Linked DNA regions of Homo sapiens: region 1 is linked to region 2. The links are chromatin contacts, found by Hi-C or POLR2A ChIA-PET in ENCODE. All regions are on one chromosome and are shown on one strand. The core of a region is the stretch at or near the end of the contact, and the rest is flanking DNA. Distances in the headings are between cores, read along the strand shown. Region 1 holds the start of LINC02773 (long intergenic non-protein coding RNA 2773). Region 2 has its middle 17 kb from the start of LINC02771.

The links. A loop is a pair of places that touch in the nucleus more often than their neighbours do. ChIA-PET counts read pairs that join two places held with the same protein, here RNA polymerase II (POLR2A). Pooled maps may share reads with other maps.
Region 1: a map of PC-9 shows a loop between it and region 2 (4-fold over the local background). The contact joins the promoter of LINC02773 here to the enhancer-like site in region 2. A Hi-C loop is called at or near these places in 2 of 168 maps with a recorded cell type or tissue (PC-9 and endometrial microvascular endothelial cells), 2 of 37 single-sample maps with no recorded cell type and 9 of 50 pooled maps. POLR2A ChIA-PET finds 5 or more read pairs at or near these places in 2 of 52 experiments (GM12878 and T-cell).

What each region holds. Positions count from the first base shown.
Region 1 is chr1:212,663,992-212,667,271 of GRCh38, reverse strand. It overlaps LINC02773 (long intergenic non-protein coding RNA 2773), which reads left to right and starts at 1,627. Exons shown (of 4, transcript NR_183483.1): 1 at 1,627-1,953; 2 at 2,585-2,685. RefSeq lists silencers at 1-7, 1,563-1,872.
Region 2 is chr1:212,454,342-212,458,015 of GRCh38, reverse strand. No RefSeq gene overlaps it. Among named protein-coding and RNA genes, the nearest start is that of LINC02771, 17 kb to the left of the region's middle. Within about 2 kb of position 1,980, at least 4 of the 41 ENCODE cell types and tissues checked have a DNase peak (open chromatin) inside an H3K27ac peak, as active enhancers do.

The sequences.
Region 1 (3,280 bases), core at 378-2,877, 210 kb before region 2:
ATTGAGGCCAGGTTTGTTGGCTCACTCCTGCAATCCCAGCGCTTTGGGAGGCCTAGGAGGGAGGATTGATTGAGCACAGGAGTTTGAGATCAGCTCCAGGCAACATGATGAGATCCCCATCTCTAAAATATAAAATAAAAATTAGCCAGGTGTGGTGGCAGGCACCTGTAGTCCCAACTACTCAGAAGACTGAGGTGGGAGGATCGCTTGAACCCCAGAGTTCGAGCCTGCTATGAGCCATGATTGTGCCACTGCACTCCAGCCTGGGCAACAGAGTGAGACCCTGTCTCAAAAATTAAAAAAATATATATATGACTGAGAGCCAGCTTGGTAAAGCCTTCAGAGCCAATGTGCCCTGCAGTCCGTCAACACACATGGAATGATTGCGCACTGGGGAACTGCAGTGCAAGACAGAGATGTGGAAGAAAGACTTGACTCTCAGAGATAGAAAAGTCAGGAAAGACACAAATAAAAACCCCAAAGAACTCCCAGACACAGACCTCTACAAACTGACTTGTTAACCTTTTGGGCCCGATCACAGCAGAAGCAAGGGCTCCACACCATACGAACCTGGGTCAAGGCTAAGGTGCCGGGGCCGGCTTCTTCTCCTCTGCTCAAGCAGGCTTTATATGGAGCACACTCTCTCCAGGACACAAAACAAGAACCATGCCCCTTCCACCCTGGCCCCCCTTACCCTCTCAGAAGGGGCTCCCTGGCCTAGCAGAGAGCAAAAGGCTACAGGTCTCACCACTGAAAGCTGGGCACCACCCGCCCCAAAGCAGAGAAGTGGAGGAGAGGACACTAGGTAGCTGCGCTAGCAGGGTTGTGCATGAAGCCAGCACCTGAGAGAAGACAGGAGGGAGGCAGAATTGAAGCCAGAGGCGGTGGTTTTTGGTGGTCACTATGGCCCACTCTAATTACTATGCACCAGGCGAGAGTCTGTGCTGGGTGCTCCTGAACATACAGATATGCAAGACACGGCCCTTGGGGGTGGGATGTCCTATAGGAGAAATTAGCCAAAAACGCAAGGCTGCCTGCATTGAATGCCAAATGATGGACACACACCATAAGTGTCAGAGGAAAAGAAATAATATTTACTGAGTACTTACTATGTGTTAAAGCACCTGTAAATGGTTTAGATGTATTTAATTTTTCCAACAGCCCATGAAGTGATTACTGGTATTATTTCCACTTTATGGATGAGAAAATTGAGGCTCAAAGAGTCTTAAAACACTTGCTTGGTGTCACACAATTTTTCATGGTAGATTCAGATTTTCAACTCAAAATTCTACCTCTCCAAGTGCGCGCGCGCGGACCCACGCACATGCATGGTTTTCTTGATGGGAGAGGATTTTGGGAAAGAGAGGTGACACCAGGCACGGGACTCTGGCTCCTACGCATAACTTATTTTTGACACATAGAGGGAACTTCGACGGCTACGTTTTCAAGCAGAGGGATGTCTTCTAACGAAGAGTTCATTTTTGATGTTTAGTTGTGCAGTCGTTAAGTCTGCGAGTTGCGATCCTGCTTCAGTTGTGCTGTGGGAGCGCAGTGGCCCAGGACTGGCTGGCCCGGCTGGGGAGGAGCCCAGGGAAAGAGGAAGGGAGGGCAGGGGAGGGGAGAAGCAGCTGTCCCCGGGCTGCCTGGGAGTCACTGGGGAGTCCTAGCCCGCCCTTGGGCCTAGGGCTCCCTGATGCGGCCTCCACTCTTCGCAGGGCCAGGGGGCGAGGAAGGAGGAGGGAGGGAAGAGGGAAGCTGGGGAGTGGGAGAGCGTCCTCCACGACCGCTTGGGTCCTCCGCGGGGCAGCCTCGGGGAGGGTGGCTGCAGGGCCCGGAGTCGCCTGGATCGCAGCGCCATCTCGTGGCTGCTGGCAGGTCTGCCTTGGGCCCTCTTGGCACAAGGCAAGGAAACAGGAGCTCTTCCCATCAGTGACAGGTGCCCGCCGGCCCGCAGTGAGTCCCAGGGGGCTTTCTCCTGCGTCAGGGAGCCAGGAGGGGAAGGGGGCATGGGTGCTGGGACCAGATTTCCCTGACTCTGTGCTCCTGGGTAAGGACTGATTGTCAAGAGTGGGCTTCCAGTTCTACCCCAGGCCCTGAGGGTCTTGTCCTTTTGCTGGGAGCCCCCACCGTTCTCCCCTACTCCCTCCTGTCTTCTCAAACGATAGCATAATGGAAGAAATCATCCTTAGAGTATGCAGGCCAGAACCCTGCCCCGTTGCGTAAGAGCTGTTGTCCCCGCGTCTCTCTGAGCCTCAACGGTTTTATCTGTTAAAGGGCATAATAACACCAGGAGAAGAATATATTGTAAAGCCTCTAGCACAGTGCCTTCAAGTAGTAGGAACTTAATCCATCCTTGAAGGCGACATCATTGTCAGTGGTTACAACAGGTCTCAATGTTGCGGAAGCTCATGCTTAGCAGATGGTAGGTGCCCTGGGAATATTGCAAACTAGTAGCGATGTCTTCTTAGCTCCAGCCCGAGAATGGGACAGTCCTAGTGCTAGATGTTTGCCTAGTTTCATAGATGATAACAATCCAGCTGGTCTTGCAAACCTAGTAAAAATAGCTGTCTATTCTACCCATCAGCCCAGGAGAATGCTCCAGTGTCACCAGTGACTCCTGCTCCCACATCTGCCTACAGGAAGCCCTCTTGGAACAAAAGCATCTCACTTCTGGGAGGCATCAAGGTAGTGAGGGGAGAGGGCAGTGGTGTGGGTTACACAGACCTGGGGCTCCCTTACCAGGTGAGGACCTGGAGCAGGCCACTAACCTCTCCAAACCCCATGTTTGTCATCTGTAAATCAGGGATATTATTATACTTCCCACCTCTTTAGGCTTGTATGGAATTGAATGAGATTATTAATGTAAAACACTTAGCACGGTGGTTTTAGTGTGCATCAGCATCACCTGAGGATTTATTAAAATATGAGTTGCTGGGCCCCACCTCAAGTTTCTCAAGCTGTAGGACCGTGGTGTGGCTCAATAATTTATTTGCACTTCTAATTTGCATCTCGGGGGATGTTGGTGCAATCTGTCCAGGAACCAGGCTTTGAGAAGGACTAATCTGGCACATACTAGATCTGCAATGAATTTTTTTATTATACTTTAAGTTTTAGGGTACACGTGCACAACGTGCAGGTTTGTTACATATGTATACATGTGCCATGTTGGTTTGTTGCACCCAGTAACTCATCATTTAACATTAGGTATATCTCCAAATGCTATCCCTCCCCCCTCCCCCCACCCCACAATAGGCCCCAGTGTGTGATGTTCCCCTTCCTG
Region 2 (3,674 bases), core at 731-3,230:
TACAAGAACAGAAGTAAACAAGAAAAAGAGGGCTTCCCTCCAGCTTTCCAGTGTCCTTCTAGCACCCCCTACTGGCTGAATCCGATAGGAAGCAGCTGCCAAAGCCAAAAGTGGTTTGCCAAGTCCCAGCCCTACCATCAAAGAAGAGAGAATAGAAGAAGGACTAGAGTGACCAGGAGCTGAAGCCTGAGCCTGCTCTCATGCACACATGTGTGCACGCACACTTGCCTATGCTCACAGGTATACACCTACACATGGACCACAAGCGCCCTCTCCACAGATTTGATTGTGGGTCCTACGCTTTGGGTGTCACGCAAAGTCAGCAAACCTCAAGGCCTTGACTACAGAGACTTTTCTGATTCTGAAACTCCGGCCTCAAACATCACCCATCATCGTCCCATCCCCAAACAGCCACCAGTTTGAGTCCTTTCTGTAAAAAGGAAGCTCAGAGTTCTCCATCTCTGGAGAGATACCTGGGCTTTCAGGGAGAAAATGTCAACAGCAGCCACCCCATGTCTCCTGGAGGGGACTCCAGTAGAGGCCCAGGGAAAAGCAAGCTCTGCACCAAACTGCCCAGTGTGTAGTGAACACAACAGAGCTCATTTACCAACAGGAGGCACACACTAAACACATTCTTCTGGTCTCTGCTTAATCCCAGCTCATTCTGTCTTATTAGGTCCCTCTGCTCTCCTATTGTTTTCCACCACTGTGCATTGCTGTGTCGTTCAGAGCATGTGTCACAGTGTGCTTTTTTTTTTTCCAAAATGTGCTGTCTGTCTATCTCCTCCTCTAGATTGCCAACTCACAAGAGTGGGGCCATGCCAGCTTCTTCCACCCCTGCAGACTCAGGGCCTGGCACATCATAAGTCTCAAGTGTTTGTCAAATGAATCTATTAAAAAATAGAAAATGGCTCTAGAGGCATTGAGATAAATGGACAGGTGATGGATCTGTAGATTGGGGTGTATGCGACATAACGAACTCTGAGGAATGTTGTGGAAGGCAATTGCTCTCCTGTCCTACAAACCATCTCCAGATAAAGAGGACAGCAGGCAGGATGACTGCTCTGCCATCATGGTGTTTCTGCTGTGCTTGTGACTCTGTTCAGCCCTGTACATCCATGGAGATTAGGGCCTGAACCCAGGCTTCTCCCCTCATCCCAACTTCACCTCTGCTTCTTGGAAGGCATGGGGCTCATTGAGTGTTATAGCTGGTGGGACCCTATAGATTACAAAGGTGGCTCCACATCACCATCACCTGGGGAACATTTAAAAACATCAGTGTCTGGACACTACCACTAGTTTCCGATTCTTTGAGTTCCACAGTTCAGTGTAGCATAGTGGATGCCCAGAAACATGAACTCAAGTCCTAACTCTGCCACATACTGTATGATCTTGGCCAAGTTACTTGACTTCTCTCTGCCTCGATTTCTGGAGATGACAGCAGTATCAATCTCACAGGCTTGTTGTGAGGATCAAAGTCAACAATGTATGTGAAGCTCTTGGTGCAATGTCTGGCTCAGAGTAAATACTGAATAAAATGTAGCTATTATTGAAATTATTATCTCACAGCTACTTAGCGGCTGGCGTGGGATGAGCCTCCTGATCCTGGATCCAGTGTTCTTTCCAACACGTCACTCTGAATGTGCACACAGCCTGAGGTCAGACTCGGCAAGGCAAACATATAGTTGCTCTCCCTGGGACCCTTTAATTAAACCGTATGGAACAGAGAACTGCCCCTGAGAACCAACAGCAGATCTGACCCCTGGGAAGCAGAGAGCTGGAGAACACAGGAGTTCGGCAGTGCAGCTTTCAGGTCCTTTGGGAAGCCATTTGGCTGCTTCTGTTAGCATTTCATTATGGAAATACTGGGAACCAAAAATAGAAGTTCTTGAGGGAGCTTAATCCTCTGGGCTTTACAAAACAGCTGCTGGAGAGTTCCCGGAATTGACCACCAGGGGGCACTGTCGTCCCATGCAGGCAGCTGCTGGTGGGTCGGACCAGGACAGAAGTGTCCAAGAAAAAACCAACACCCTTCAGCAAGCTCCTACCCCAAGCCTGCCTTGCTGGGGACTCTGTGGCTGGGATCCCTGTGGATCTCCACAGCTCCTGGTCCTAGAGAAACCACTTTGCAACTCAGCCCACTGCTCTCCTCTTTGGGGACCCTTAAGAGCAGAGCAGGTTCCTGCATTTATTTTAATCGATCCTTCCTCCCACCTCACCCCAAAACCAGGACCTAGGGCAGTGCTGGACATATAATAAGCAAGAAATATGCATCTCCTTTGTTGATTAATGGATATGTGAAATCAGGTGCAATTGTTAAATTGTGGGACGTATCAAATAACAAAATTTCAATAAATTGAGCTGTAAAGGTCTAGTTTGCCTTTATTAGCAATTCATGAACTGGGCAGTATCCAGTCTACAAAATAAAAAGGAACTCCCATGAGCTGAGCTAAGGGCTGAGCTTATAGGCAGAAAAGGCTGAAGAAAGCCAAAACAAGAAATAAGATGCAGATTGGCCGTTTCAAAGTTACTTTCCTTATTGAGGATCTTGTTAGCCTAATGGGATATGACTATCAACTCTCTCCTGATTTCTCAGAAGCTCAGATCCAAGTAAACAGCTTCGTTTTTGGTTTCGTGGTGCGGAACCTTAGTGTGAGTGACTCCATTTTGGATGGGTCTGTTGGACCCTAATGCAGGAGGTCAGTCCAAATAATGGCCTCCCATACATTTTGTTTAACAGAAGGAAACTGCTTGATCTTTGAAGGAATGGCAGAGAGAGTGCAGTGGTGTGAATCAGACAGAGGTTATGAGTGACAGTTAAGGGGAGGGTCATGGATAAACGGGAAAGGGGAAGAAGTGAGAGGGCTCAGGCAGGAAGGCAACAGATGTATTTCAGGGATCCTGAGTAGTAAGAGATTCCTCAATGTGGAGGCCAAATCCAGAAATATGGGGGAGATTAGACAAGGGAGTCCCAGCCACAGCTCACATGGCCTCCAGGTGGGCATCACCGGCCACCACAGCCACTATGACCTCTCCTATCTTTGGGGTGGCTTGCAGCTGCCACCAGCAGGCTCTGAGCTCCCACAGGTGGGCCTGGGTCCCACGACCTCCCTCTGGGTGATGCCATGGGGCTTAGTACCCTGAGCCTGTATCACACATCCTTAGTCCGAGAGAGCCTCTCTCAAATGACAGCAGGTCTTGTTCACCACAGAATTCTGTGAAGACTAGAGCACAAGAAATACTTGTTAACTAAAGGATTAAACTATGTGTTAAAAAAAAAAAAAAAAAAAAAAAGCAAAACAAGGCCAGGTGTAGTGGCACATGCCTACAATCCCAGCACTTTGGCAGGCCGAGGCAGGAGGATTACTTGAGATCAGGAGTTCAAGACCACCCTGGCCAACATAGTGAAACTCTGTCTTTACTAAAAGTAAAAAAATTAGCCGGGTGTGGTGGCAGGTGCCTGTAATCCCAGCTACTTGGGAGGCTGAGGCAGGAGAATCACTTGAACCCAGGAGGCAGAGGTTGCAGTTTGCACCATTGCACTCCAGCCTGGGAGACAGAGAGACAGACAGACACACACATACACACACACACACACACAGAAGTAGAGTCTCTCTCCACAGGACCTCCAGGTACCTTCCCTGGCTATGATTTTAGAGTCTCTGCCACCAGCT